3 separate regions of the Mus musculus genome follow, and regions 1 and 2 are each linked to region 3. The links are chromatin loops, found by intact Hi-C in ENCODE. Cell type or tissue: gastrocnemius. All regions are shown on one strand. Each heading gives the region's core, and the rest is flanking DNA. Links, peaks and the distances in the headings are about the cores only. Region 1 has its middle 10 kb from the start of Herc6. Region 2 holds the start of Gm25726 (a small nucleolar RNA gene). Region 3 holds the start of Vmn1r20 (vomeronasal 1 receptor 20).

What was found. A loop is a pair of places that touch in the nucleus more often than their neighbours do. Peaks named below come from ENCODE experiments on the same cell type or tissue, not always from the same donor. Only the 100,000 strongest peaks of a DNase experiment are listed, where the experiment ranks them.
Region 1: a loop joins it to region 3, with 6 times the contacts of the local background. A loop is called at or near these places in 24 of 42 quality-filtered maps.
Region 2: it touches region 3 in a loop (3-fold over the local background); 7 of 42 quality-filtered maps call a loop at or near these places.

What each region holds. Positions count from the first base shown.
Region 1 is chr6:57,565,059-57,575,996 of GRCm38, reverse strand. No RefSeq gene overlaps it. Among named protein-coding and RNA genes, the nearest start is that of Herc6, 10 kb to the left of the region's middle. In gastrocnemius, for the core only: a CTCF peak has its summit at 5,368 (motif pointing right); DNase peaks (open chromatin) are centred at 5,384 and 5,578.
Region 2 is chr6:57,855,039-57,865,976 of GRCm38, reverse strand. It overlaps Gm25726 (a small nucleolar RNA gene), which reads left to right and starts at 6,029; the gene lies at 6,029-6,157. In gastrocnemius, for the core only: a CTCF peak has its summit at 6,077 (motif pointing right); a DNase peak (open chromatin) is centred at 6,153.
Region 3 is chr6:57,425,023-57,435,960 of GRCm38, reverse strand. It overlaps Vmn1r20 (vomeronasal 1 receptor 20), which reads right to left and starts at 4,270. Exons shown (of 1, transcript NM_001101533.1): 1 at 3,359-4,270. The coding sequence starts at 4,270. The coding sequence ends at 3,359. In gastrocnemius, for the core only: a CTCF peak has its summit at 4,576; no DNase peak of the experiment used is centred there.

The DNA.
Region 1 (10,938 bases), core at 1,783-9,782, 140 kb before region 3:
ATCTGTGGTTATTTAAAGTTTTTCTATGTATGGAAGTCTAGGCTGGCATCTGTGGTCTCTTAGAGTCTGCAGGACATCTGTCAGGCCGTTCTTGATTTTAGAGTCTTCACTGAGAAGTTGGATGCAATTTTAATAGACCTGCCTTTCTATCTTACAGCCTTTAATATTCTTCCTTTGCTCTGTGTATATAGTGTTTTGATTGCTAAGTGGTAAGGGGACTTTCTTTTCTGGTCCAATCTATTTGATGTTTGGTATGCTTTTTCTGCCTTTATTGGCATCTCCTCCTTTAGGCTAGGAAAATTGTTCTATAGTTTTGTTAAAAACATTTTTTGGTCCTTTGATCTGGATTTCTTCTCCTTCCTCTATACCTATTATTCTTAGGTGTGGTCTTTTCATAGTGTTCCAGATTTTCTGGATGTTTTATAGCAGAATTTTTTAGATTCAACATTTTTGCTGACCAATGTATCCATTTCTTCCATACTTGAGATTCTTTTTTAACTATCTTGTCTTTTGATGGTGAAACCTGACTCTGTAGTTCTTGTTTGAATTCTTAAATTTTTTATCTCCAGAATTTGCTCAGTTTGGGTTTTCTTTACTGATTCTATTTCAAAATTCAGGTCTTAAACAGTTTTATTTATTTTCTTAGACTGTTTGTATTTTCCTAGATTCCTTTAAGGGATTTATTCATTTCCTTTTTAAAGACTTGTATCATCTTCATAATATTAATTTGAAGGTTTTTTTTTAATGTGTTAGAATATTCAGGGCCTGCTATGTAGGATAGTGGGCTGTAGTGTTCTGGGTGTTATTGTGTTCTCATGCTGGTATCTAGGCATCTAGGTTTGGGATGTCTATAGCTCTAAGTACTGATTTCTGGGCCTGTCTTTGTTCACTTAGTGTTTTCTTCCTTGAGTTTTGTTTCCTGTCTAGATTTTGATTAAAGGCATGTGCCACCACTGCCCGGCCATCATGGGTGTTTTACTGAAGAGCTGGGCATGAAACTCAGGGGTTGGATCTGGAGGAACACGGCACTTGATATATTCTTAAGATATTAAATAATGCTACTCTTAGTTTTAAAGAAATTACAAATTTAATCAAATTGTGTTTTTTATAATCATCTTACTTGTTATAATTGTTTGCTTATCCCAATTTCCTGTCTTATATGAGCCTAGTTTTTATGTCTAACTGACTCAAGTTTTGTTGTTGTATCTATTAAAGTTTTATTCTCATTATTCAGCATAATTTGGATTTTAAGAATTGTCAAGTCCCAAGAAAACTCCAATTCATCAAATTCCAAAAGGCAGTACATATGTTCAGAAAGGACAGTCTTGGTCCAGCTCAAACAGGATTATAGAATGATTTTTGGGAGTTAGGTTAAAGCTAGCATTCCTCATGAACTAGTGAAATGTTTTGTGTCTGCTAGAGGAAATCATCTTTCTTGCCTCTGGAAGAAGCAAAATATGGTTCTCTGTTGTCATCTTTCTGTGGTTGCATACCAAAGCCCATGCTGGCTCTAGTTTCCTACAGTCCCTATTCAAAAGAACTCATTATATATTTCAAGGTCTCCACACTGTCACCCTATTCCTTCTGACCTCCTCCTCTACCCTAAACTCTCAGGCTTCTTCCAGCTCACAGGCTTCCTGCCTCTCAGTTATTCATCCATCCTTTATATAACAGGTAATTCTCTACTATTCCCACTTTTAGGGTGCAATTCTGATGATAAGGTCCTGTTCCCCAAATGGTTCTTGACCTGTCAGTAAAGATAACCATGGGTTAATTTCTGGGTAGAAGGGACAAGTGAGACTTCCGGGTCCCTGAAGGCAGGCAGAGGGACACAAGGAAGGAGAAAGGAGTCCACCATGCTTTGGAGAGAGGAGAGTCAGGCAACCATGTGAGATCTCAAAACACAGTAGCCACACAGGCCACTCCTACAGGCAGGTGGTCAGGGGAATTTACCAACTGAAGTTTGGGGCAGGTGAGAGAGATGGAGATAAGAATCTGATAAGGGCATGCTTTTCCAGGTGGGAAATAGTAGTGCCCAACAATTGTGCCAAGAAGGCAAGTTGAAATTGAATGACTGTGTGTCTGTGTCTTTTATCTAAGCATTCAAGGGAAGCTGGGAGGGGGCCGGTAGCATGGTCACTTCTCAGAACTAATGTTGGGTAAAGCATAAAGCTACATGCAGTGCCCACTCTTGCTATTCCTATTCCTGCTTCCCTAGCTCTGGACGTGTCCAGTCTGCTTCTTTTTCCTCTCTGTTCTGGACTCTTCCAGATGTGTCTGGATATTTTCTCTCTCACACCCACAGTAAAAACCTTTCCCCTAATGAGTGGTCATTTTGGTTGTTTCATTATTGCTCCTTGCCCCTGCTTACACCTGGTCCTATAGACCTGAGAAGATCACAAATGCCTTTCTTCAAGGGACCTGGTCTCTCCTAAATGAACCAAGCTACTAATTTCATCCATCTAATGTATGGATCATTTGTTTCTGCTGGCTTCTGCCACCTACGATATTCCACTCTAAATTCTAGAGTCCACTTTCCAGCCACGCTCCTTTACCTGCTTTAACCACTAATCTCTCCTTGCCTGTTGGTTTCTTGTTAATTCTGAGATTTGAGAGAAATTCTTGAAAGTCACAATTGTCCAAACTAAAACAAGGTGTATTTGAGTGAGCTGTAGGCTGTAGAGCTGACTATCTCTCTTAAGTTTGAGCTCTCCAAGAGCAGCCCTCACTGGCCTCTTGAAGTTCTTTTTATACAGGAGGTGAGTTCACACTGGGTGAGAGAGTTGTGGGTTAATGATTGTTAAAAGGGTATGATGAAGAGGGGAGGAATAATGGTAAGGATAAATGTTAAGTGAATAGGGGTTGCAAACAGTCTGCATCAAACCAGGAACTTAATCTTCATTGCAAATAAAGGCCTTAATTAGTAAGGACTTGATACCAGACAGAAAGACTTATGATCTCTTAGCTAGATTTTAGCACCAAGCTAACTGTTTCAGCTATAAACAGAACTCTAACCCAACACAATATGTTATCTGTTTTGGTTTTACTTCTCCTGGAGCTTACTATACCCTCCTGACATCTATCACTTGGGAAGGTTCTATCTCTCCTTGGCTGATGTGACTTGGGGCATCTCTCTGCTAAGGCACTTACTCTTCTTCTTTTGGAATTCTCCCTCTGGTGGAGTTTCTATGTGACCCTTTCCCATAAGTCCCTCCTCTCTCACCCTCGATGTGCTCATGGCTTCCTCCCCACCTGTCTCACAGCTTGCTCCTGGAGCTTGCTCTGCCTCATTCACCTCCTAGAGCCTAAACTAACCATGGGTTCTTATCCTGTCTTTTAATCACTTCCCCTCCATGGACTCAGAGATTCCATTAAAGTCTCACTGACTTATTGCCACCAGCTTGGCCCCAGTATAACCTAGATCATAAGCCTCAATAACCTGAAGATGGCACACTCAATTTCCAATTTCCCATGAATAGTAACAACTTCTGCCTCTGCACAAGCACATAATCCCCAAATCATCTTTTTTGGCTTTCTTTACTCTCCACTCCTGAAAATCTCTTAAGTTTTTTTTATTCTCTGCTTTAGAAAAAGTCTTGTAAACTTTCCATGTCTTAGAATTTGAAAGTTATGGTTCAAAGATCTATAAAATCTATCATTTAAAAAGTTAGCTTAAAACTTGTAACAAAAAAGATTGATAGTTAAAAATCTATACAAAGGTAATCTTAATTTGCTACAGCATGTTAGTGTGATAGTGCAAGATAATGCAGAAGTTCCTCCATCCTTAGGTCATCTTTAAGCTTGACTAGAATTTGAACTCCTTAGGCCATTGAGAATCTGGTCTCCACGGAAAATTTCCCAACACTATCTAGAAACCCAAGGGCACCATGTCCTATCTAGCCGATCATAACTTCTGTTACACTGCCTGCTTTCTTAGAATCCCTCCATCCAGCAAATTGCTTTAAGAGACTCCGGGGTGTCTTGAAGTGACCAGATCAGACTGAATTGGCAGCAATCTCAGGCTTATTGGTGCAGTTCTCTGGCAAGTTTCACTGTGTGACCAGAAAGCAGTCTGGAACAAGAGGGAGGTCAAGACATGGCCAAACCTCAAAAATCTCATTCTGAGACCAGCAAGAGCTAGTACTGTTTCCTTCTTTCTCTGGGCCTGCATGTACTTAGCCTGTATGACCACCACCTCTGCCAGCTTTGAGATAGTCACATAGTCTGGTGGCCACATTACAGTTTTAACTTCCCCTTTCCCTATAAGGACATGTCCAGCCAGCACATGGAATTCCTCTTTAGGCAAATGAAGTAAGACCAAAACAGAAAACATTTTTTTTTTTTGCAGGATGAGAGGTCTAGTTTTAGTTGAAACAGTTTGGGTCTTCAACAATCATGGACTCATTGTTTGTTTTGTTTTGTTTTATTTTTCATGAATCCCAGGAGTAACAGATCTTCAACTCAAAAGATTTAATGCTCAAACTTAACAGGGATAAAATTGTTAGATCCTAATCATAGAAAAGCTACTAACTTGTAAACCCCTGGGCAAAGAAGTATTTCATGCCTCTCCCACTACCAGGGTCCTGCAATAACTCTGGAGACGGTTGGTTTGACTGCCCCACTCTGCTTTGCCAAGGTAGGCCAGTTCCTCCACATAAAGGAAAAAACAAAAACAAAACAAAAACAAAACAAAACAAAACAAAAAACCCCAAAACTCTCAGACCTTCTGGGTTTGGTGGCCAAAACCCAATGTAGTCCTGTGTGGTAGCTGGAAGACTTAACACTGTCCTGTGTGGAGACCAAAGACTCTGGCCCCCCAAAAGCTATTGAGATTACCATGGGGGATACCAGGCTGGCTGTCCTTTTAAGTGATACAGAGGTCATTGATGTATACTTTCTGTTCAACATTATCCTTATATTTCTGTGATGACATTGGTGGAGGAACAGAGTGTTCAGTTGGAACCTGTGGCTCACACACACATCAGCTCCCCCCATCCATTAAAAAGCCTATTAACTCTGCAGAGAAGCCTATTATCTTGGTGTCAAAACTTGGGTAGAGTTGAGCCCCCGGGCAGGTTGGATAGGCTTCTATCCTTCTATTTTCTCTCCTCCTGAGGTGACCAATTTTGACTTGAGGTAAACTAACCTTACCAGTAGCCAACAAAGACTTCTTCCAGGTCCAGGACCCATCAGGCTCTTCCCAAGAGGAGTAGCTGCACCAGAGCAACCCCATCCTCAGACGTCCCTGGAACGTGTCTTGCAAAATTTATCCAAATTGGGATGGTCTCAGACTTTGCACCCAAAACGCCTGATTTTTCTTTGTTTTCTTGTTTTGTGGCTTGGCTTCAGTACACTCTGGATAATACAAATAGCCACCAGAGGGCACTCTAGACTTTAGCATCCTCTTTGATCTTGAAATTTTCTTCTGGCTTATGGTTAAGTGGCCTGAACTCCTTTATGTTCAAGGGTTTTTTTTTTTGTTTTGTTTTGTTTTGTTTTGGGGGGGCGAGGGGGGGAAATGCACTCCTGCCCATCCCTCTGTAGCCAATGCTTAGCGGCCCAGGTCTGGTTGGCCAGGTTTACAGCACCACTAGACACCCTTTCATCTGAGGACTTGTATCCTGAGCCATCTGCCATAACTGATTAGTCTCTCTCTGCTGCTTCCCTGATCCCCACCTCCTCCCCTGGACCTTCTACATTGCCATGTGCTTTACCCAGTGGCCAGCCTTCCTCCCTCTACCCTTCCCTTCCTCCTCCCCCTACCCAACCCTCCCCCTTCTACACTGCTTTACCTACTGACCAGCCTTCTTTTTCCTCTATCCTTTCTGCCTCAGAACCCAAGCTGGGAACTCATGACCCACCTACCTTTTTTCTGCCCTGCTATGGGCTGTAAACATTTTTATTCAACCAATAGATTTAAATTAAGAAACAAGGTTTGCAGAGCAAGAGGAAGCATATGTGAGAATTTACTGGTCTTGAGGCAATTAGGCCTTGGTACACATAATTTAGCATTACAATACATTGCAACTGACTAAGCCTCAACAATTCCTCTTTTTTTTTTTTTGTCTAAATAAGAAGGCCTTTTCTCTTATAATAATAAACAACATCTATTAAGAACAGAAATGAAACAATTATGAAAATTATTAGGTAAGAGTTAAATTCATAATGTCAAGTCTATTTATATGTGGCAACTTGATAAAGTATCCTACCATTATTCTATCTTAAAGGGTTCAGAATTTTGTATCTAACTCAGTTTCCATCCTAACTTACATTACTAACCTACAAACACCTGTTTATACTTCTTCCAACATTCATAAGACATTTTCTGGACCCTCTAACCATCCTTAAAACATCTCCTTAGACCCTTAAACATTTTCTTAGATCCTTTACAACTTAAGGTTATAATAAGACTATGTAGCTTCCAAAAATTATACAAATGACAAGACAGTCCCTAATATTTTCTAAAATACTAGACCATCATCTTCAGCCTTGTGATATCTGATCCTTTTGTGAAGCACGAATTATAAGGGATTTTCTAACCTTGTCTTGCCAGAGCTTGGCAGTCAATTTGCCTATATCTATTTGTCCTTTCTGGACAGCATTCTTTCCTGGTGGCTAGCTTGCCAAAATTAAAAGCCCAAATGGAGGTGCTTTGATTCACATCGCCTTCTTCCAGATCAAATAGAGTGCTACCAGTAGCTGACATGTCTTAATGTCAAAAAACAGCCTGAAATTAATAAAAACTTTTTTTGTGTGTGGATTTTTTGAGGCAGGGTGTCTCTATGTAGCCCTGGCTGTCCTGGAACTCACTCTGTAGACCAAGCTGGCCTCGAACTCAGAGATGTGCCTGCCTCTGCCTCCTGAGTTCTGTGAGTCCCTGAAGTTTTTGAAGACTAAATACGATAGATAGTAGAGTTCTTTCTCCAAAGAATGCCAAATACAAATGCACTGAACATTGGAAATGTACTTCTTTTTTTTTTTTCTTGGAATTTTCTTTATTTACATTTCAAATATCTTTCCCCTTTTCAGGTCTCCCCTTCGGAAACCTCCTCTCCCACCCTCCTATGAGGGTGCCTCTATGAGGGTCCAACCACATCCACCCACTCCCATCCTCCCACCCTGGCATTCCCCTACACTGGGGCACTTAACACCCTCAGGCCCCAGGACCTCTCCTCCCCATGATGTCTTACAAGACATCTGCCATATATGTGGCCAGTGCTATGGGTAGTTCCATGTATACTCTTTGATTGGTGGTCCACTCCCTGGGAGCTCCAAGGGATCTGGCCTGTTGACACTTTTGCTCCCTCCATGGAGCTGCGAACCCCCTTAGCCCATTCAGTCCCTTCTCCATCTCCTCTATTGGGGACCCTCGAGCTCAGTCCAATAGTTGGCTGTGAGCTTCCTTCTCTGTATTTATCAGGTTCTGGCAGAGCCTCTCAGGAGACAGCCATATCAGACTTCTATCAGGTGAATGTACTTCTTACTTGATCATTCTTGTAATTTTTCTTATTGTATGTAGTGTTTTATTGAGAGGGCTAAAGTGGGGAGATGTTAGGGTATACTGTGTGAAATTGTGTCTCTGTCCTTCTTCACCTACCTACATCATTCTTGGATTGTCTTTAGTAAAACAATGAGCTGGGCAGGAAGTGGAAGACGGGACTTCCTGAGAGGGAGAAAGGAACTCTGAGAAGGAGAAGAAGGGAAGCCTTTTTGTTAGGAAGGAGAAGGATGTGGTCACAGGCCTCAAAGGTATAGTTAGCCATGTGGCTGGATGGAGGTAGGTGGTTGGGTTAACTTAGATGAGCTAGATGAGAGCCAGTCCAGCTAAAACCCAAGGCTTTGAAATATTGAAAGGTCTCCATGTGGTGATTTGGGGCAAAAACTGGTTCAGGAATAATTGCCACTGTATTAATTTCCAGCATTAATTAATATATGGAGAATGCTAATAATCATTTTTAGTTTACACTTTCTAGACTCCAGTTTCATGTCTCTGAAAAATCACCATCTCAGTCTCAAGCCTGTCATTACCGACCTCCTATCTCAGGGACTCCTAATTCCTATTGACTAACCTTGCAATGCTCCCATTCACCCAGAGGATAAGCCCTACAATGTGTAAGCCCTCTGGTTCCTACTGCTTAGTACAGGACCTCCACCCTACTAATGAGGAAGTAATCCCAATTTACTCTGTGGTTATCAACCCATCCTTTCTAACTTTCTTCTTACAACTTCCCACTTTACCATACCGAACCTAAAGGACACTCTCTTTACTGTCCCCCTACACCCTGATTCATATTTTCTCTTTGCCTCTACCTAGAGGTCCCAGATACACAGACTTCAAGACAGCTCACATGGACAGTTCTCCTTTGGGGGTTTTGGAATAGTCCTCATTTCTTTGGCCAAGCCTTGGTTTGGGACCTCTCCTCCTTAGACCTCATTCCTCGAACACTTTATTGTGTTGATGATATCTTATTTTGCGGCCCCATCTCTGCCCCAAAAAGACACTTTGTCACTCCAAATTTGCCATCATGTACTTGGGTGTCCAACTCACCTGAATCTGACCTTTACAGAACTTGCAGCCCCTGATGACTGGGGATCAAATCCTTTCATTTCTGTATTCTTCTATCACTGGATCCCTAACTTTTTCATTACTTCCAAGCCCCTGTACCAGGCAGCCAGGGCCCTCATGGGGCCTCTCACCCACCCAACCATGCTCTGCCATGTCTTTACTGCAGGATGACCTCTTTGTGGTCCCTGTGCTGGCTGTCTTGGACTCCATCTGCCCCTAACACCTCTTTACAGATGAAAGGATGGAAGTGGCCATGGGTATCTTAGCTCAACATGCTGGGCCTTCCCATGGCCTATAGCTTTTTTTTTGTCCAAACAGCTAGATTCCACTGTATTTCAGTGATGTGTCTGAGAGCCCTAGAAGCAGTCTCAGAACTCACCTGAGAGTTTCTTCAAGGCCACACTGTTCCAGCCTATCACTGTATATTCTACCCACTGGCTCTCAGACTTTCTGTGTCATTTCTCTACTTCCTTTCTTGGGCCCTCGTGGCCCAAACCTTTCATCTATTGCTTTTAGAAATCCCCCATATTACCTTGACCTTCAGTCCTGCCCGAAATTCTGCAACCTTCCTCCAAGTTCCATTCCCCCCTGATACTCACCTCTTATTCCTGCCCAGAGGCTGTGAAAGCACATACTTACCGCATCTTGTTTCTCCTAGGCCAACTCCTCACAGACCTCCAACTCACCCTCTTTATGAATGGAAGCTCTCTCATAGACTGATTGGGAAACTGCTAGGGGGCCTATTCTGTAGTCAGCTCCATGGATACAGTTAAGGTAATACATCTGCTGGTAGGTTTAACTGCTCTGAATAGACACCATGAACAACACTACTCTTATAAGGACAACATTTAATTGGGACTGGCTTACAAGGTCAGAGGTTCAATCCATTATCATCAGGGTGGGAGCATGGCAGCATCTAGGCCAGCTGGTGCAGGAAGAGCTGAGAGTTCTACATCTTCATCAGAAAGCTGCTAGAAGACTGACTTTTTTTGGTTTTTTTTTTTTTTTTTTTTTTTTTTTTTGGTTTTTTGAGACAGGGCTTCTCTGTATAGCCCTGGCTGTCCTGGAACTCACTTTGTAGACCAGGCTGGCTTCAAACTAGGAAATCTGCCTCCCTCTGCCTCCTGAGTCCTGGGATTAAAGGTGTGTACCACCATGCCTGGTTTAGGACAAGAATCTTAAAGCCCACACCCATAGAGACACACTTCCTCCAACAAGACCACACCTCCAAATAGTACCACTCCTTAGGCCAAGCATACTCAAAGCATCATAGGACCTCTTCATAAAAGGCCAAATTAGTCACGTTAAATGGGGTTCTCCAGCCGGGTGTGGTGGCGTATGCCTTTAATCCCAGCACTCGGGAGGCAGAGGCAGGCAGATTTCTGAGTTCAAGGCCAGCCTGGTCTACAAAGTGAGTTCCAGGACAGCCAGGGCTATACAGAGAAACCCTGTCTTGGAAAAAAAAAAATGGGGTTCTCCAAATAGCCAAATGCCTATGGGATAACATCTATACCGATTTTAGATATTTTAATAGTTCTTTTGGTTTTTCGAGACAGGGTTTCTCTGTATAGTCCTGGCTGTCCTGGAACTCACTTTGTAGACCAGGCTGGCCTTGAACTCAGAAATCCGCCTGCCTCTGCCTCCCGAGTGCTGGGATTAAAGGCGTGCACCACCATACCGGGCAATACCCACTCTTATCATTTGGAAGGAAAGAGGTTTCCTTAGTGCCAAGAGTACTCTCGTTGTCAACACACCCCTTATAGCCAAACTCTTGGAGGCCCTCCAACTCCTGGCAGAGATAGCCATAATCCACTGCCAGAGGCACCACGCTTCCTCGGATCCAGCCACCTTGGCAATCCCAAAGCTGACACAGTGGACTAGGGGCTGGCCTCTAGCTCCAGCAGATCCACAGGACTGGATCCATAGGATACCTCTTTCTGGAACCCTTCTCTTGGCCTAAATATCATCAGGAGGAGAGAGACTCATTCCTCAATAAAAGGGCCACACAGACAAAGGAGGGATAGTTCTATTTGAACAACTGCCCCAGCCTTCCCCAGAATCAGGTGCTCTCAATTGTCTTGATAGCGTCAAGCTCTACACATTGGTACCAAGGGTCTATTCCACTTTCTAAAATCAACAATATTCATGATGTTTTATACTGTAAGTACTGGTGTTTCTTGATTAAATTAGTGTCTAAGGTGTCCTGTAGTGTAACAAACCAGGATTTTGAAAAAAAAAAAAATAAATCAAACAATTTGTATTTTACTAATAAAAGGAAATAAGCAATACTGCAACGATTCCTTCTAGGGTCTCATTGTACTTCTAACCATTAAAATAAAAGGTAATGTTTGGTTATATCTGTAAGGATGACA
Region 2 (10,938 bases), core at 1,757-9,756, 430 kb before region 3:
TTTTTTTTTTTTTTTTTTTGCCTTTCCAGATGCACTTGAGAATTGCACTTTCCATGTCTTTGAAGAATTGTTTTGGGATTTTGATGGGGATTGCATTGAATCTATAGATTGCCTTTTGTAAGATGACCATTTTTACTATGCTTCTACCAATTCATGAGCATAGGAGATCATTCCATTTTCTGAGATCTCCTTCAATTTCTTTCTTGAGGGACCTGAAGTTATTTCATACAGGTCTTTCACTTGTTTCATTAGTTACCCTAAGATATTTTATAGTATTTGTGGCTATCATAAAGGGAGTTGTTTCCCTAATTTCTTTCTCAGCCTGCTTATCATTTATATAAAGGAAGGCAACTGATTTATTTGAGTTAATTTTATATCCAGCCACTTTGCTGAAGTTGTTTTTCAGTTGGAGAAGTTCTCTGGTAGAATATTTGGGGTCACTTATGTATACTATAATATCATCTGCAAATAGTGATACCTTTATTTCTTCTTTGCCAAATTGTATCGTCTTGATCACTTTTTGTTGACTTATTGTTCTAGCTAAAACTTCAAGTACTATATTGAATAGATAGGGGGAGAGTGCACATCCTTGTCTTGTCCCGATTTCAGTGGGATTGCTTCTATTATCTCTCCATTTAATTTGTTATTGACTGTTGGTTTGCAGTAACTTGCTTTTATTATGTTTAGATATGGGCCTTGAATTCCTGATCTCTCCAATACTTTTAACATGAAGAGGTGTTGTATTTTGTCAAAAAAAATTTTTTTGCATCTAAGGAGATAATCATGTGATTTTTTTCATTGAGTTTGTTTATATAGTGGATTACATTGATGGATTTTCATATATTGAACCAACCTTGCATCCCTGAGATGAAGCCTACTTGATAGTAGTGAAGGATGATTTTGATGTATTCTTGGATTCGGTTTGCAAGAATTTTATTGAGTATTTTTGCATTGATAGTCACAAACCAGATTGGTCTGAAGTTCTCTTTTTTGGTTGGATACTCATGTGGTTTAGGTATCAGAGTAATTATGGATTCATAAAAGGAATTAGGTGGTGTTCTTTCTGTTTATATTTTATGGAATAGTTTGAAAAATAATGGTATTAGGTCTTCTTTGAATGTCTAGTAGAATTCTGCACTAAATCCACTTGGCCCTGGGCTTTTTTGGTTGGGAGGTTTTTAATGACTTCTATTTCCCTATAGAATATGGTCCTGTTTAGATAAGTTTACCTGCTCTTGATTTAACTTTGGTATGTGGTATCTGTCTACAAAACCATCCATTTCATTTAGATTTTCCAGTTTTGTTGAGTATAGGCTTTTGTAGAAGAATCTGATGATTTTTTTGAATTTCCTCCATTTTTGTTATGTCTCTCTTTTCATTTCTGATTTTGTTAATTTGGATACCACTTCTGGGCCCTTTAGTTAGCTTGGCTAAGGGTTTATGTATCTTGTTGACTCTCTCAAAGAACCATCTTTTGATTGTGTTGATTCTTTGTATTGTTCTTTGTTTCTATTTGGTTGATTTTGGTCCTGAGTTTGACTATTTTCTGCCCTCTACTCCTCTTGGGTGTGTTTGCTTTTTTTTGGTCTAGAGCTCTCAGGTGTGCTGTTAAGTTCCTAGTGTAAGATCTCTCCAGTTTCCTTACGAAGGCATAAGTGCTATGAATTTTCCTCTTAGCACTGCTTTCATTGTGTCCCATAATTTTGGGTATGATGTGTCAACATTTTCACTAAATTCCAGGAAGTCTTTAATTTCTTTCTTATTTCTTCCCTGACCAAGTTATTATTGAATAGTGAGTTGTTCAGTTTCCACATGTGTGTGGGCTTTCTGTTGATTTTGCTGTTACTGAAGACCAGCCTTATGCCATGGTGGTCTGATAGAATGCATGGAATTATTTCAGTCTTCTTGTATCAGTTGAGTATTGTTTTGTGACCAATTATACGGTCAATTTTGGAGAAGGTACCATGAGGTGCTAAGAAGAAAGTGTATTCTTTTGTTTTAGGGAGAAATGTTCTGCAGATATCTGTTAAATCCATTTGGTTCATAACCTCTATTAGCTTCACTGTGTCTCTGTTTAGTTTCTGTTTCAATGACCTGTCCATTGGTGAGAGGTGGGTGTTGAAGTCTCACACTACTGTTATGTGCATTTTGAGCTTTAGTAAAGTTTTTTTGTTTTCTGTTTTTTGTTTTTTGTTTTTTTTTTATGTGGGTGCCCTTGCATTTGGGGCATAGATGCTCAGAATTGAGACTTTCTCTGGTGGGTTTTTTCTTTGATGAATATGAAGTGTCCTTCCTCATCACACTTGATAACTTGTGGTTGAAAGTCTATTTTATTGTATATTAGGATGGCAACTCCAGCTTATTTCTTGGAACCATTTCCTTGGAAGATCTTTTTCCATCCTTTTACTCTAAGATAGTGTCTGTCTTTGTTATTGTAGTTTTTTTTGTTTGTTTGTTTTGGTTTGTTTTGGTTTGGGTTTTTTTTTTTTTTTTTTTTTTTTTTTTGTATGCCACGAAATGCTGGATCTTGTTTGGGTATCCAGTCTGTTAGCTTATGTCTTTTTATAGTTGAGTTGAGTCCATTAATATGGAGAGATACTAAAGACAGATGACTGTTGGTTCCTGTTATTTTTGTTTTTGTAGATGACTTTAAGTGTTTGTGGATCTCTCCTTTTGGCTTTGTTGAAAGATGCCTAATATCTTGTCCTTTCTTTGGTGTAAGTGCCTTCCTTGTGTTGGAGTTTTCCGTCTAGGATCCTCTGTAGGGCTGGATTGGTGAATAGATAGTGTTTGGATTTGGTTTTGTCCTGAAATATTTTGTTTTCCACATCTATGTTGATTGAGAGTTTTGTGGGGTATAGTAGCCTGGGCTGGCATTTGTGTTCTCTTACAATCTGCACGACCTCTGACCAGGCTCTTCTGGCTTTTAGTGTCTCTGTCAAGAAGTCTGGTGTAATTCTGATAGGTCTACCTTTGTAAGTTACTTGGCCCTTTTCCCTTGCAGCTTTTAATATTCTTTCTTTGTTCTCTGTGTTTAGTGTTTTCATTATTATGTGACAAGAGGATTTTCTTTTCTGCTCCCATTTATTTGGTGATCTATAGGTTTCTTGTACCTTTATGGCCATGTCGTTCTTTAGGTTGGGAAAGTTTTCTTCTATGATTTTGTTGAAGACATTTTCAGGTCCTTTGAGCTGGGAATCTTTGTTCTCCTCTATTCCAATTTTCATTATGTCATGAGTTCTCTGAATATTTTGGATTAGGAGATTTTTGTATTTTGAATTTTCGTTGCCAGTTGTTTCCATCTCTTATACAATATCTTCTACACCTGAAATTCGTTCTTCTATCTCTTGTATTGTGTTGGTGATACTTACATCTGTAATTCATAACCTCTTTCCTAAGTTTTCCATTTCCAGGTTTGCCTCCACTTGTTTTCTTTATCGTTTCTACTTCCACTTTTAGGTCTTGGAGTGCTTTATTCAATTCCTTCACCTGTTTGGTTGTGTTTTCTTGTATTTCTTTAAGGGATTTATTTGTTTCCTCTCTAAGGGCTTCTACCTGTTTACCTGTATATTCCTGTATTTCTTTCAGTGAGTTATTTATATACATCTTAAAGGACTATTATCTTCATGAAATAGGATTTTAGGTCAGCTTCCTGATTTTCACATATGTTTGTGTATTCAGGGCTTGCTCTGGTGAAAGAGCTGGGTCCCGATAAGACCCATGTGTATTGGCTTCTGCTGCTTATGGTATTGTGCTTGCTTCTCACCATCTGGTTATCCCTGGTGTTTGGTGGTCTGGGTGCTTCTGTCTGAAGTCTGCCTCTTTTGTCCCTGGGTTGCTTCAGGTTTCCTGGTAGGCCTGCAGCCCTGGCTGTAGCAGACCATCTGTAGGACCTTCCAACTGGGGGCTCTTCAGAGGGGCAGAGAAGCTACTGATCTGTTGCCATGGCTGCAGTAGATCTTCTGGGAGGCCTTAAGATGGTTGGGTCTTCAGAGAATCAAGCTGTTGTCCAGTGTGAAGCTGTTCCCCAGGTGTCCTCTGGACAGTGGTTTCTGTTTCCCTGTGTGCAGTAGAACTCCAGGGAGGCTTTTGTTCTGTTGACTCAGTTGCCCTGCATGCCACAGATTCCCCGGGAAGTCTTCAGACTGTGGTGTCTGTTGTCCCTGTGTACAGAGGAACTCCTGTGATGCCTTTCAGCTGTGGTGTGTTCAAGGGAGCAGACAAGCTGGTAATCAGTTGCTCAGTTTCTCTTTGTGCAGCGGATCTCCTGGGATGTCTTCAGGCTGTGGTATCAGTTGCTCTGTGTGTAGCAGATCTCCAGGGATGCCAGTTGTCCCTGCGCACAGTGGATATCCTGGGAAGTCTCATGCTGCTCTCTCAGATGCCCTGAGTGCAGCAAATCTCCTGAGATGGCTCAGAATATGGTATCTTCAGGGGAGCAGTCTGTCTCAGCAGAAAGGACAACACAGAGGGGAGTGATATTCAGAGGGCAGGTGTTTTGGGGGATGATGTGTCCCAAGTCCACTGGGCTCCCAGCAGCAGCCATGGGACTTTGGGAGGGTTCTTACCAACTGCTCTGAGTACAGCGCATCTTCTGGGATGGCTCAGGATATGGTGTCTTCCGGGGAGCTGACTAGCTAGCAGTATCATTTTATATTTTCAAAAAGCTTTTTCTTAATTTATTGAGTTGATCATGTGGCTTTTGTCTTTAAGTCCATTTATGTGGTTTACTACACTTATTAAGTTGTATGTGTTGAGCCATCCCTGCTTTTAATGGAGAAAGATAAAATGATCATGGGTAGACCTTTCTTTTCTTTTTTATGTATGCCTGTGTTCTGTTTGCAACTATTTTATTTATTTATTTAGTCCATTCTCCTAAGGGATATCAGCTTGTAGTTTTCCTTTTTTGTTGGGTCTTACTTAGTTTTGGTATTAAAGTTACACTGGCTTTGCAGAAGTAGTTTGAGAGTCTTCCTTATGTTTCTTTGTGTTAAAAAAAAATGTGTGAGAAGGATGGGCTCTAGACTTTCTTTGAATGTCCAGCAGACATTCTGCTGTGAATTTATTGGTCCTAGAATTTCCTTGGCTGGAAGGCTTTTATTATTATTTAAGTCTCCTCATTTGTTATTGGTCTGTTTAGATTGTTAATGTCTTGGTTTGATTTTGTGATTTGACAGAATTGGTCCATACAGGACCTTTCGATTTTCCTGTTTAATAGAGTACATGTTTTTAAAATATCCTCTTACAATAGCCTAAATTGCTTTTGTGTTACTTATAACATTTTCCTATTCATTCGCTTCTGTGTTAAGTTCGGTTCTATCATTCTCTCTCTCTCTCTCTCTATCTCTCTATCTATCTATCTATCTATCTATTTATTTGTGTTGTTTTCTTTGTTTATGTTTTATTGATTTCTGATTTATTTTCTATTATCAATTTGATTGTATTTGGTTTTTATCAGTTTGAGTTGTGTTATCATGTCATTTATTTGTGCTGTTTGTTTCTATTTTAATGTCCAAACTTAGAGCTATAAATTTTCCTCATAGGATTGCTTTCAATGTATCCCATAGGTTTTACCTTATTATTTCATTTTCACTTAGTTAACAGGAAGTTTTTATTTCTCCATTGATTTCTTTTTGGATACTGTCATCATTCTATAATATGTCGTTTAATCTCTAGAGTGTTTGTACTTAATAGAGATTTGTTTGCTATAAATATTACATTTTATTGCAGTGTGGACAAATTGGATACAATGAGAGATTTCAAACTTTAATTTTTAGTGATTTGTTTTTTATTTTGGGATGTGGTCTAATTTAGAAAGGTGGTTTTTGCTGCAGAGTAAAATTTGTGTTCTTTGATGTTTGATTAGAAAATTCTGTAGATGTTTGTTAAGTACATTTGGTGAGTAATGTCATCTATTTATTTGATGTTTCTGTTTATTTTTGTCCAGATAACCTACCTATTGGAGAATGTTGGGTATTAAAATCATCTATAATTAATGGATTGATGTTAATCTGTGTCTTTCAATCCCCCTGCCCAATAGAAGTATTGCAGTTGTGGCTGCTGTGTCACATGTGTGTCAGTAGGTGGCAGACAAGATGCTTTGTCTGTGCTAAGTGTTCTCACATATGGACATCTGAATGCTTAGTAGCCTAACATTCGCTGAAAAAAACCGAGCCTGAGACTATCACCATCTGGTACCGGGGACCTGCACAGGGAGCTACCCTAAGACAACAACCACTCTGGTACAAGGTGGGCTGGGGCTAGCCAGAAACCTGCTAGAAGAACCCAGTCTGGTCTATGGTGCCCCAAAAAAGGAGCTAGCCTGAGATGAACACCAGTCTGGCACTGCCCAGACCTGGGGGAGGAGGGGAGACCATGCTCAAGAAGACCCTCCCCCTACCACACACACACACACCATACTGCATAATGCATAGTGTTAGAGGGCTAACAGGGCATAAGACTCCTAAGATCACTCCTGAAATGACTCAGATATTCAGACCCTGGACACCACTAAGAAGAGCAAGTAAGTGATAGAGAAATAGAAGAGAAAGAGAAACAGGAGGATGTAAGCACAACTAAGAAAGGTAGAATTCAATGTTAATTTAAAAAAAAAAAGCCTGATATGAGTTGTCAGTGACGCCACCTGGGACCATGATGCGGTCTTGACCTGTACTGACACTGGAGGGTGTTGGGTAGGGGTGGTATCTGGGTCTGTTGCACTGCACAGTGGTCTGTTACCACCGAAGTACAGGAGGACATCCTTGGTTTGAACTGCTACTAGGGACATGTTGATGTCTGAGGACTGTGAAGAACTGGCTTCACCCTTTACCTGGGCATCCTGGGAGAGCTGGCCCTGGAGGCATGAGAACAAGAGAGCTTACCTTGCCCCTAGCCAGCTGTACTCTGGAGAGTTCCCTGCACATTTTGGGAGTTGCAATTGAGTCGGTGTGGGATAGCTGACCCTACCACTCATCTTCCTCTGGTAGCATTTTCCCCCCTTACCACGTATGGCAGGCTGGAGACCTGGCCCTGGGGTGAAGAAAGCAGGAGATCTGGACTTGTCCTTCAATCTGGCTCGCCCTTCACCTGTGCAGCACAGTAGAGCTAACCTGGGATATGGGAGTTAAGATAAAGTTGGCCTTAAGGACTTGAGTGTGGGAGAGCTGGTCCTGTCTCTTGTCTACTGTGCAGTGACTTCCACAAAGAAGAGATTTCCTCCTCTCTCTTTTGCCCTTACCACCAGAGGTGGGTGGAAAAGTTGACCCTGACAGGATCATGAGACCAGGAGAGCTATCCCTACCCTTCACATGCTGCAACATTTGAGAAAGCAAGTCTTGTACTTCACCTGCACAGCAGGATATAGCTGGCCCTGGTGGCAGGGGTTGTAGATGGTCTGGCCACAAGGGAATGGGAGTGTGAGTCTGCTGGCTGACAAGGTCAACTACCTCTCAGGCCTAGATGCAGGCCTTTGAATTGGTCTGCCTCAGCATCTACCCTATCAATGAACTGCCACTGTGCATGAAGTACCATTTCTACAGAGCCAAAACTATAGGATCACCATGACACAGGGCAACAACAGGATATCAGAGAGGAGTCTCAGTGAGATTCCAGTATTGATAGAGTAGTAGAAGCCAGAGGCCTCATACCATGACTTGTTAGTCATTACAATGAAATTTTATAAGAAAGAAGTGTGGACAGAAGTGAATAATGTGGGACAACTGTGACACACTACAGATTCCATGATGAGATTATTTTTATTTGTTGGGAGGGAGGTTGCAAGGGTGGAAGGCCAGTACAAGAGGAGAGGGATTCTGGTACCTGATGTGAAGTTCACAAACAATTAACAGATTTTAAAACCTTAGAAACAAAAAGAAAAGACATTAGTTATCCCTGAGTTTGGCATATATATGTTTAGAGTAGTAGTTTTTTCTTGGTTCACTGTTCCCTTGATTAGAATGAAGTGTCCCTCTTCATCTCATCTAATTAGTTTTAGGGCGAAGTCTATTTTGCCAGTTGTTTGGATAGTGACTCCTACTTTGTTTCTGATTCCATTTGATTGGAGTACTTTTGCCCATTCTTTAACCCTGACGTAGTGTTTAATACTATGATGTGTTTCTTGTAGGCAGCAAGCAGAGTTTGGTTTCTTGATCCTTTCAGTCACTCAGTAATTTTTGAGTGGATTGCTGAGGCGATTCATTCATACATCATTATTGAAATCTGTGTGTTACTTCTGATCATCATGTTGATTTTTGGAGTTGTTCTTCATGGTACTTGTTATTTTAATAATTGTAGTTTTATATTTTTTCCACTGTCTCTCAGCTTTCATTATTCCTCTTTTCAGGCCAAAATAATGTTCCGTGTATTTTCCTACAGTATGGCTTGTTGAATTTTTTTTTCAGACCTTTAATGTAGAAATTTTTTTTTTCTCTCTCAATCATGGCAGCCATTTTTCTGGGTATATCACTTTAGACGGAATGTTATTTAGGACTTGGGATATATTGCTTCAGGCTCTTCTAGCTTTAAAGTTTTCTCTTGAAAAATCAGCTGTTCTTTTTTTTTCTTTTTCTTTTTCTTATTACATATTTTCCTCAATTACATTTCCAATGCTATCCCAAAAGTCCCCCATAACCTCCCCCCACTTCCCTACCCATTCATTCCCTTTTTTTTTTTTTTTTTTTTTTGGCCCTGGCGTTCCCCTGTACTGGGGCATATACAGTTTGCATGTCCACTGGGCCTCTCTTTCCAGTGATGGCAGACTAGGCCATCTTTTGATACATATGCAGCTAGAGTCAAGAGCTCCGGGGTACTGGTTAGTTAATATTGTTGTTCCACCTATAGGGTTGCAGATCCCTTTAGCTCCTTGGGTACTTTCTCTAGCTCCTCCATTGGGAGCCCTGTGATCCATCCAATAGCTGACTGTGAGCATCGACTTCTGTGTTTGATAGACCCCGGCATAGTCTCACAAGAGACAGCTACATCTGGGTCCTTTCGATGAAATCTTGCTAGTGTATGCAATGGTATCAACGTTTGGAAGCTGATTATGGGGTGGATCCCTGGATATGGCAGTCTCTAGATGGTCCATCCTTTCGTCTCAGCTCCAAACTTTGTCTCTGTAACTCCTTCCATGGGTGTTTTGTTCCCAATTCTAAGGAGGGGCCTAGTGTCAACACTTCAGTCTTCATTCTTCTTGGTTTCATGTGTTTAGGAAATTGTATCTTATATCTTGGGTATCCTAGGTTTTGGGCTAATATCCACTTATCAGTGAGTAAATATTGTGTGAATTCCTTTGTAAATGTGTTATCTCACTCAGGATGATGCCCTCCAGGTCCATCCATTTGGCTAGGAATTTCATAAATTCATTCTTTTTAATAGCTGAGTAGAACTCCATTGTGTAAATGTACCACATTTTCTGTATCCATTCCTCTGTTGAGGGGCATCTGAGTTCTTTCCAGCTTCTGGCTATTATAAATAAATCTGCTATGAACATAGTGGAGCATGTGTCCTTCTTACCGGTTGGGACATCTTCTGGATATATGCCCAGGAGAGGTATTGCTGGATCCTCCGGTAGTACTATGCCCAATTTTCTGAGGAACCACCAGACTGATTTCCAGAGTGGTTGTCCAAGCCTGCAATCCCACCAACAATGGAGGAGTGTTCCTCTTTCTCCACATCCTCGCCAGCATCTGTGTCACCTGAATTTTTGATCTTAGCCATTCTGACTGGTGTGAGGTGGAATCTCAGGGTTGTTTTGATTTGTATTTCCCTGATGATTAAGGATGTTGAACATTTTTTCAGGTGCTTCTCTGCCATTCGGTATTCCTCAGGTGAGAATTCTTTGTTCAGTTCTGAGCCCAATTTTTTTAATGGGGTTAATTGATTTTCTGAAGTCCCCTTTCTTGAGTTCTTTATATATGTTGGATATTAGTCCCCTATCTAATTTAGGATAGGTAAAGATCCTTTCCCAATGTGTTGGTGGTCTTTTTGTCTTATTGACAGTGTCTTTTGCCTTGCAGAAGCTTTGGAGTTTCATGAGGTCCCATTTGTCAATTCTCGATCTTACAGCACAAGCCATTGCTGTTCTATTCAGGAATTTTCCCCCTGTGCCCATATCTTCAAGGCTTTTTCCCACTTTCTCCTCTATAAGTTTCAGTGTCTCTGGTTTTATGTGAAGTTCCTTGATCCACTTAGATTTGACCTTAGTACAAAGAGATAGGTATGGATCGATTCGCATTCTTCTACATGATAACAACCAGTTGTGCCAGCACCAATTGTTGAAAATGCTGTCTTTCTTCCACTGGATGGTTTTAGCTCCCTTGTCAAAGATCAAGTGATAATAGGTGTGTGGGTTCATTTCTGGGTCTTCAATTCTATCCCATTGGTCTACTTGTCTGTCATTATACCAGAACCATGCAGTTTTTATCACAATTGCTCTGTAGAAAGCTTTAGGTCAGGCATGGTGATTCCACCAGAGGTTCTTTTATCCTTGAGAAGAGTTTATGCTATCCTAGGTTTTTTGTTATTACAGATGAATTTGCAGATTGCTCTTTCTAATTCATTGAAGAATTGAGTTGGAATTTTGATGGGGATTGCATTGAATCTGTAGATAGCTTTTGGCAAGATAGCCATTTTCACAATGTTGATCCTGCCAATCCATGAGCATGGGAGATCTTTCCATCTTCTGAGATCTTCTTTAATTTCTTTCTTCAGAGATTTGAAATTTTTATCATACAGATCTTTCACTTCCTTAGTTAGAGTCACGCCAAGGTATTTTATATTATTTGTGACTATTGTGAAGGGTGTTGTTTCCCTAATTTCTTTCTCACTCCATTTATTCTTTGTGTAGAGAAAGGCCATTGACTTGTTTGAGTTAATTTTATATCCAGCTACTTCACCGAAGCTGTTTATCAGGTTTAGGAGTTCTCTGGTGGAATTTTTAGG
Region 3 (10,938 bases), core at 1,560-9,559:
ATGAGGTCTCTGACACACACATACAGCAGAGGAATGCCTGGTCTGGCGTCGGTGAGAGAAAATGCATCTAGCTCTTGGAGAGACTAGAGGTCCCAAGGAGTATGGAGGCCTGGTGGGGTGGGGTGGGCCTGGGGGGTGGGGACATCCTCTGGAAGATGGGGTGTGGGAGAGGAGGTATGGGATGAGCCATCAGGGTGCAGACCACGAGGGGATGAAATATGGACTGTAAAAAAAGATTAAAGTATAAATAAATAAGTAAATAAATTAATTAAAGTGGGGGTTAAGAACTAAACAGAATTCTCAACAGAGGAATATTACATGGCTGGGAAGCTCTTAAAGAAATTTTCAAAGTCCTTAAGCATTCAGAAACGCAAATCAAAACAACTTTGAGGTTCCATCTTACACCCATCAAAATGGTTAAGATAAAAAAGCAAGAGATAGCACTTGCTGGTGAAGATGTGGAACAAAGAGAATGCAGGCAGACCAATTGACCCATCAACACATACTCCTGTCAGGAGATGGGAGAAAGCTCCTCACATGGGCACCAATCTGCTGGCTCTCTGCTGGCAGGTCTAGGCTGAGAGGAGAGAACCCGGTCCAGCTGAGTCTCTGGGCTGAAGTGGGATGGTGTGTGTTGTGGCTAGGATCTCCTGCCATTAAGAGAATAACCACCCTAAGAATAACTACCCTGAGCAAGGAGTCTGTCAAAGCAGGAACTTGTTTTATTGTATCAGTCTTTTGTTTATATACGGTTGAGGAAGGAGGTGAGGATTTTTGGTGAGGTGAGATGACATAGGGGGAGGGGAAGGGTGACGGGAGGAGGGAATGAGGTGACTGACAGAGCCAAAAAAGTTATTCTATGTCAGCAGTAACTAGGCAAAGACAGGCTTAAGCAGGTCGTGCTGAGTAACTGCAGTAAGGAAGTGATTGAGACAGTTTTCAAAACCCAAGCCAGGCTCCGGTTTGTCCTCAAGGCCCAATCCAGGGCCAAGATAGGGCCGACAGGAGAACACTCTTCCATTGCTGATGGAAATGTAAACTTGTGCAACCACACTGGAAATCAATGTTGGGGTTTCTCTGCAAACAAGGAATAATTCTACATGAAGATTCAGATATAACACTCCTGGGCATATACTCAAAAGGTGCTTCAATATCTCAGAATCTTGCTCAATTATGTTCATAGCAGTCAGAAGCTGGAAACAACCTAGATGTCCCTCAACTGAAGAAGGGATAAAGAAAATTTGGTACATCTACACAGTGAAGTATTATTCGGCTATTTGGGAAGGGGATAGGGGATTTTCGGAGAGGAAACTGGGAAAGGGGATAACATTTGAAATGTAAATAAAGAGAATATCTAATTAAAAATAATAATAAAAAATTCAAAAAATCCAAGACATTATGAATTTTTGTTTCTCAATTAAAAAATCATAATTTTAAATGGGGGAGGCTATGGTGATTAACACTTCCACTCCCAGAGCTGGAGAGGCAGTTACCGAAGAAGCCCTTGGACCACCATCTTGACACAGCTCAGAGAGAGAGAGATGTTCTATTAAGACAGCAGGTGAATGGCAATAGCAAAACAAACAGAAAGAGCAGGTGACAGCCAACATTGCCTTCTGGCATCCATGTGCATATATATATATATATATATATATGTGTGTGTGTGTGTGTGTGTGTGTGTGTGTGTGTGTGTATACATACTTCATCTGTGTACACACATAGATCCATGCATACAGATACACAATGAAAACATTTACAATATGTATGTGTGTCTAAACTATTTTTATTTACCAACAATATTTTAAAACATGCAAATGAAATGAAGTTCAAATAAACAGGCACATGGTATTTTCATATAAGAGTCATTAAGTAATGAAAGAAAATGAGATTTTGTATCTTGTGATTCATGTGAAAGAGTTGTCTATGAGCCCCTGACCTGGGGCCGAGAACAAAGCAGAACAGACAGGGCTGTTGTTAAGACATTCCTAAGAACAGCTTGATTGTACAAGCAGGGCTATCTTGTCTGGGTCAACACCACCTGGCCGGAACCTCCCCTCTGTCTACTGCCCCTTGATGCCTGGTAAAGTCATATATCAACTGGTTGCTATGTGAACAAAGATAAGCCCCCAGCCCACAGGAACAAAATCCTGATGCCCTGTAATCTTTCTGTTAATGTTTGAATAAGCCAATAGTGTGTCGCTATGCTGAATTCCACACCACTAAGCCCCTTACCCCATAAAAACCCCTAGCTTTCGAGCCTTGTGACCGTTATCTCCTGTGTGGGATGCATGTCAGTCCGGAGCTCCCTCATTAAACGACCTCATGTAATTACATCAAGAGATGGTCCTTCGTGATTTTTTGGGTGCACGCAGAATCCGGAATTGGGTGGGGGTTTCCCCACTAGGTCTAACAGTAACTGTAGCAAAAAAATGGGAATTTAAATTTGTAGTATTTTTATGGATCCAGAAAAGTTATAATTAGGGAATAGAAATAAAGCTACAATAAAATATTTTAACTATTCTTTGATGAGCAAGAGTACAAAATCTTTTTGGAGAGAAAGCTTAGAAAGTCACTATCAGCAAGGATCTCCTTTTGAGTAAACTCGGCAGCAAGGGAATATTCATTTTACAAAGGAGAAAGGAGAAAGGAGAAAGAGAATTTATGTGGAAATATCAATTTATTGTGTACAATTAACTTTAAAACTCTATGGTTCTTAACAACAGAAATGTCAAAAGAATGTATTTGTGTAATACCACAAATTTTAATTAAATCATATGAAGAATCGTGCTTTGCTACCTGAACCATTAAAGTTTAATTTTGTTTTTGGTTTTTTTTTGAGTTATTTATTTATTTATTGATTCATTCATTTAAATCCCAACCAGTGTCCCTTTCACAGAGTTCCACTTCCTATCCCTCATCCCCTTCTTCTCTGATATGGTGTCCCACCCCATTGTATTACACCGCCCAGGCAATAAAGTCTCTGCAGGGGTTAGGTCAGCCTCTCCAGCTGATGCTAAACAAGGCAGAACTGTTGGGGAATGGATTCCATTACAGACAGCAACTTTAGGAACAGGCACAATTTGCTGGGGAATTCACGTGGAGACTGGGCTGTACATCTGCTACATATGTGCTAGGGACATTAAAGTTTAAAAGAAACAAACTGTACTTTAGAGAAAAATAATTGGTGCTGAACAGAATGATTCCTTATAGCCAATCTATAAGTCCAATTTCAGGATTTTGCATGACATCTCACCTCTGCGGGTAGCAGGAATGCACGTATAGATACATGCTGGCACAACAACACTCATAGGTATAAATAAATAAATTAATAGTTTTTTAAAGAAATGAAAATATCTTTTTAAAAAAATCTCTGGTGGTGCTTTGAGTACATGTTTTTCACCATAATTATTATTCTGTTATCAGAACTGATTTGTACCAAAGGACTAATTGTGGGATAGGCATACATCAAAAACTTCTGAACCCTCAGGATGACTGTGTCATACCTCCACAACAGAACTGATATGGTTGAGATGATGAAGTCCACCCAGTACATGACCACAAAGAAAATCACTAGCAGCAAGATAGTCTGGGTGGCTCTTTTCTCAGGGGATGCTCTCAGGTGCTTGATGCTATGAAGGTGCTTGCACTGCCTCTGATGTCTACATAAGATAATCACCATGTATGTACTTGTGGTTAGCATCATTCCTACAAGAAATACATCTCTGGAGGTTGTCACTGTAAAAATGAATACCCTGATGATGGAGTTCATGCGGAAGAGTAAGCAGGATTTAGTGATCTGCATCTGGTTAGTCTCACTCACATTAGTAAAACCACGAACATAGAAGATCCGGCTACTACTGTAGGAAAAGCTGAAAGACCAAATACATAAGAAAACATAGACCATGTATTTTCTTAGTTTCTGTTTAAATTTTGCCAAACAAGAAGTACTGGGACTGATTGTGACAGCCTGGAACACACTCAGGAGGCAGCTGGTGCAGATAGAGAGGCATCTCATCACCCTACTTATGTAAAAAGTTGCCTTACATTTGAAGTCATTATTAATATTCAGTGACTCAAATATGTCTGTAAGCAACAGGTCCCCTCCGGTGAGGAACACCATTATGTGAATGAAAGTCAGTTGACAGGAGATCAAGTCTGTGGGCTTAGGTCTGTGACCTACAATTATGAAAATATAGAAGCAAAGAAGAGACATATTTGCTAGGACTCCAAGTCCAGCTTGGAAATAAAGGACATTCTTGAGTGAGAACATAAGTAATAATTGTATTCATCTTAAGAGCATTGTAGAAATGTATTTCAAATATCTGAAAAAGATAGAGTACACATCAAGCTTTTGATACACTGGATAATAAGACTCTGTCCTCATTTCATTTTTCATACTTGTTGATGATTGGCTTGTCTCTTTAACTTTTGATGTTCCAGATTTTACATCATTGCCTACATTTCTACATGCCTTGCATGCATCTCCTGTATACTTACCATATTATGAACAATACATTTATTCACACATATTTAGACAGAATTCATAATTTGTGAGCCTGTAGTGCCCCCTAGTCTCATGCTTTAGAAATCCAGCCCTGTTGATTTAAATTGACTCATTTTATACTTAACACCTAAAACAGTAGTGGTGAGAACAGATAACCGATTTGTATAACTGAATAAAACTTACATTGATATGGAAAATAGTCACAGAAGATAACAAAAAAATTGAGGTGAGGCTATAATTATACTGTCCTCTATTTTGTGCAAATACTTTTGTTTTATCTCATAATTCTAATGAAAGCATGGTGCTAATTCATGATAATCCCACTATTTTAATTAGCAAAATATCTTCCTCAATTCATCTATTTTTATGTTTCTTTTTAACAAATCCATAATCTGCATTTAAGACTAGATACAGTTGGAGACCACTAGTATACTTTCCACATCCTATTAGCATTAATTATCATTATAAATATTCATAGATGGCACTCAGCTTAGTTCCCATCTCATCACCTTTTATGAAACTGGACTTCAGGTTTAAAAAGCCTGACTCCCACCTCCCATGGCAAACACTGTTTTTCTCTTCCATTTGAATGGAATTGTAAATTGCTAATACAATCAGAAGTTATGTCTTTTCAGCCATTCGTATTGGCATTTTACCTAACTACCATTTTCTTCTCTATTTATCTTCCTCCACTCTCTTGGAAGCCCCCCTTTCCTATTTTCCTGTTGAGATACTTGTACCCTGCGATTCTGCTTTCTATTGCTCCCACCCCCAACCCTATCCTGGCAATGGTTCTGTTTTCCTTTTCTGTTTTCTGTAGTTACCACATAATCACACCTGAACATGTATCATTTGGAGCCTCCAACAAGATGGAACATGTGGTATTAAAATAATCACCATTTTCCAAACATTATGACAAACATGAACTTGTGTGGAAGATTTCTAGTTTAAAACAGATTCCTTCCCATGCAATAGAAAACTAAGTCCCCAGAGTTATCATGTGTCATCAGCACTCACACATGTTTTATAGATGCACTCAACAGTCTTACCTTTAGTGCCCATGTTTATTATTTGCCATGATTACCAAGATCAATTTATTATGGGACTAATTTAATTTACTTCTTTAAAGTCAGCTTGTGATAGAGAAATAGAAAACAACTATACTGGCCCAGATTCTTGTGAGGAAATGTGAGCCTAATTATATTTTCAACTTCACTAGTATACTCCATATATATAGATACACACATGCACTCATGTGTAGAAATAATGCAAAAGATATTGCCCGAGACCATCCTATAACATATCCATTAATACGACAGCATAAATCACACATTTTATATTTATATAATTTTTCTTCCTAAAAAGTTTAATCTTGTAAAGCAATAGATTCCTCAAAACTGCCAGAACCAAATATCTGATTCTCTCACCAACATACATTTATATTAGCTTCACCATGATGTTATGTTTTTAAAAGTTCTAGGATACAGGGTATTGATGTACCTGAGTGGTCAAGAGGACTTTTTGCTTTTGCAAAGACGTTTACATTTGTAAGGATAATTTTAAAAGGATTTAAAAATGAGGTGAGAGTTCCAAATATTTTTGAACTACATATAAAAGATCTACTTTAGTAGAGACCATTGAAATAGATTAAAGAATCTATGTAAAGCATTTAGAACTTTTATGCTGTTAAGAGGATTTTGTTGTTTACTATGTCATTAATTGAAACTTTCCTAAGAATTCCTAAGTATATTTAAACTTACCAGCTTGTTTCATATAAATAAATGCACACAGTTAACTCGAAAAAAGTAGTAAAATGAGAAAATACAAATTACAATTTAAATGTACATTATTTAAATGTACATTAATATGTACTCCTGTGCACCAATAAATGTCTGTGTTTTGTTTTTTTACCCTCTGAGGTATCCCAAGTATTTTGCTACAAGGATGGAAAACTAACACAGTTGGCCATACCTAGGTGAAACCATGATGTTAGAGTGCACTCTCAAGAGAATCCTCTGTCAGATATGCTCGTGAAAATATTGAGACTAGAGCTACATTTTAAATATATATCAGTGTACAATCATTGTAAAAAAATGAGGGGTTTGATGACATTTTTATTTAATATAAAATACTGGTTGATCATCTTCACCCTATGAGACTTTCCTGTCTCTGTTCATCTTCCTGCTGGTCCCTGTCTTCTTCCCAATACCCACTTCTACTCTCACATATATTAAGAAATCAAATTAAGTGAAATCTATGTCCTGTTATTAATCACTACACTGATAGTTTATGTCTTAAAGCATCTCTTTTATTTGCTTTTGGTATAACTCAAAAGTAAAATTCTAAGCAGAGACTTCTCTAACAATTTATTACAGAATCATGCTTCATTCTAACAACTACCTACAGCTCTCACTATAATGAAGAGAAAAAGAAACACTCACCCATCTGAGCCTTTGAAAGACATCTATACAGAAGGAGACTTGAAGAAGTAGTTATATAGATGAAAGGTTATTATCTCATCTCCCTCTACACGAATGCTTATCATGTCATCTGGAGAAGGCAGCTTTGACTTTAAGGATGTTAGAAAGTGGCACTATCAAATTGAAAAGTGAACTTTCCTAATTCTAGGAGAACAGTGGAGTAGAACCAGCTGAGCTCTGGGTTTCCCAGGTGTAAGCTGTTCTCTGTAGGCATTAACTGTGTGTGTGGATTAATTGATACAAGTCCTTGTGAACAAACAAAAGTAACAATAATATCCAATTTTTAAAAAGTAGAAAAACATTTTACATTCCACAAGGTATCCATCCTGCTTTTAAAACATTCATGGTATCCTCTATACATACTTGACAGTGGATTCATGGATTCACCTAAAATTTAGCATCTCTTTTGCTAAAATTATGAAAATGTTACCTCTACCAAACATACTTGGTGAAAGCCATTTTTCTTACAAAGCAAAAAGATGGGAGATAATATAACTCTATTATCACCAGAACTTAAACTATTGGTCTATAAATGTTGTTTATTTGGTAAAGTGTGTAGAAGTATTCTGTCATAGGTCATCATGAAATAAATCAACTCTTGAAATTATAAGCACAAGCTAGAGAGAAAAATGCCAAGTCAATGGCAAAGAAAATACCTTCACCAAGATCACAGAAGAATACTGCCGGAAAACCACACCCATACATTTATAAGAAGCACACAGAACCAAAAGGGACAAGACCAGAAGCAAAAGTTTTTATGTATCTTATAGTTAAAACACTAAGAATCTAAGAATATAAAACAAAAACTGGATTGAAAGTTCTAAGAGAAAAACTGCAAGTGACAAAGAAAACCCATCAAATGGAAAAGTGAACTTTCCTAATTCCAGGTTAATAGAGAAGGCAGAAAAGTCTACAGAAGTGCATCTTAAGTTGTAAATGACAATGCAAAATAATATACCTAGCATACAGAACCTGTGTGTGTGTTTACACTTGACCAATAAGTCATTAACATCTTAGAAAAAATATGTATGAAACTCAGGGGTGCAAAGTTTCTAAAAAGAAAATATACAATTGGATTAAAAGCCACAGATTGACATCAATCCATTAACAGTAGAAGATTTCAATACCCAACATGAGGTGTGTCCTAGGTTGTTAATATTTTCAATGTGAGAATGAAGATACTTGCCTTTCTCCATGAATCTGAGCACTTGGAAAGTCTTGCAGAGGTCCTCCCACTCCCTATTCTCTCACCCACCACAACCTCTTTCTTCTCTCTCTCTTTTTTTTTGGTCTTTGTCTCTCCCTGTTTGCAGCAGAGATAACATAATTAACTAAAAGAGTGGAAGTAGAGAATGCTGTAGAAGAGTGTGAAATGATCAGCATATGGTCTTGGCTCTAACATTTACTTCCTAAAGTCTGGATAAGTGGAGATCGTGTTAGAGAGTTGCAGAGACACAGAGAGACTCTCAGTAGGAGATTTGTCATTTTCCTATACAGTAACCATCAAAAAGGAGGAAGCTATATGTAGGCATGGTGTGAAATTAGTGCCTATCTTCACAACTAGCAGGGAATTACTTGATATCTACTCAAAGAATGAAAGTAGATCAGTGTTCTGGATAGTTTTATGTCAACTTGACACAAGCTAAAGTCATGTGGCAGGAGGAAACCTCAATTAAAATATTTCCAAGGGAGGGGTGCTGTGATTAGGATGTAAAGCTGATAAAGTGAATCAATGAAAAAAAATAAGAGAAGGAAAATGAAAATGTCTCCAAAAGATCTATCTGTAAGCAAGTCTGTACTATGAGTGATCGATGGAGGAGTTACATGGTACCATCCTGGGTTTGTCGTCCTGGCTTCTAAAAGAAAGTCGAATTAGTAAGCCACATATTACAAATCACTAAACAACACCCTTCTATGGCCTCTAGATTAGCTCCTGCCTCCAGGTTCCTGTCCTCTTTGTATTTTTGTCCTGACCTCTTCCAGAGAAAGACTCCGATATGGAAGTATAAGCCAAATAAATTCTTTCCTTCTCAACTTGCTTTTGAACAAGATGTTTGTCACATCAATAGTGAGCCCAAGTCAAGTTGGTATTGGTGAATTTCTTTGCGAGACCTGTCCATATGATTTGGGATGGATTGTGGAAGTACATTGGTCCTTTGGATTAGCATGCCATTGACTGTTGAGATCTTGGTGGACCATCCTCTAGGAGATTGGAACCTAAGAAAACAGTGTGGATGATGGAGATCTGTCTTTTGTTGTTTCAGAGGAACGTTTAAAGACTCTATCAGGAACATTTGCTATTGAATGAAGATTTCATGGTTCTTGTTAGCTGGGGCTGGGGCTGATGCATCAGCTGTTATTAACAAGAAACCAGAACTACTAAAGTGAAACCTTTTCTTTGCAGAAATACTCTATTCTTACCCACAGGGACTGAGAATTTAGTGGTGATTGGAAAGACACCAGCGTTGTTGCATTAAAAATCTTTTTTTTTTTGTACTTTCTTTTTTTTTAAATTAGGTATTTATTTCATTTACATTTCCAATGCTATCCCATAAGTTCCCGCTCGCTCCCTGACCCACTCCCCCACCCACCCACTCCCACCTCTTGGCCCTGGCATTCCCTTGTACTGAGGCAGATAAAGTTTGCACGACCAATGGGCCTCTCTTTCCACTGATGGGACAAGGCCATCTTCTGATACATATGCAGCTAGAGACACGAGCTCTAGGGGGTACTGGGTAGTTCATATTGTTGTTCCACCTATAGGGTTGCAGTTCCCTTTAGCTCCTTGGTTACTTTCTCTAGCTCCTCCATTGGGGGCCCTGTGATCCATCCAATAGCTGACTGTGAGCATCCACTTCTGTGTTTGCTAGGCCCCGGCATAGTCTCACAAGAGACAGCTATTTCTGGGTCCTTTCAGCAAAATCTTGCTAGTGTATGCAATGGTGTCAGCGTTTGGAGGCTGATTATGCGATGGATCCCCAGATACGGCAGTCTCTAGATGGTCCATCCTTTCATCTCAGCTCCAGACTTTTTCTCTGTAACTCCTTCCATGGGTGTTTTGTTCCCAATTCTAAGAAGGGGCAAACTGTCCACACTTTGGTCTTTGTTCTTCTTGAGTTTCATTTGTTTAGCAAATTGTATCTTATATCTTGGGTATTCTAAGTTTCTGGGCTAATATCCACTTATCAGTGAGTACATATTGTGTGAGTTCTTTTGTGATTGGGTTACCTCACTCAGGATGATGCCCTCCAGGTCCATCCATTTGCCTAGGAATTCCATAAATTCATTCTTTTTAATAGCTGACTAGTACTCCATTGTGTAAATGTACCACATTTTCTGTATCCATTCCTCTGTTGAGGGGCATCTGTGTTCTTTTAAGCTTCTGGCTATTATAAATAAGGCTGCTATGAACATAGTGGAGCATGTGTCCTTCTTACCAGTTGGAACATCTTCTGGATATATGCCCAGGAGAGGTATTGCGGGATCCTCTGGTAGTACTATGTCCAATTTTCTGAGGAACCACCAGACTGATTTCCAGAGTGGTTGTACAAGCTTGCAATCCCACCAACAATGGAGGAGTGTTCCTCTTTCTCCACATCCTCACCAGCATCTGCTGTCCCCTGAATTTTTGATCTTAGCCATTCTGACTGGTGTGAGGTGGAATCTCATGTTTGTTTTGCATTAAAAATCTTAAAAGTATTCTTGAGAGTCACCACACAAAATCAGTGTTCTAGACACAGGTAATAACTTCGGTAGTGTATAAGTCACCCAGATGGTGTGGTTATTATATGGGGAGCAGCCACATTCCTAACATTACTCTTTTGAAACTCAGATTGACACACTGATACAAGTAGAACAATTGCTTTTTTTGGCTTTGAGGAAGAGTACTGTAGATGAAGAACTACACCACATAGTGCCTAGACAATGGTAGTCATGGCTGAATAGGGAAAGCTG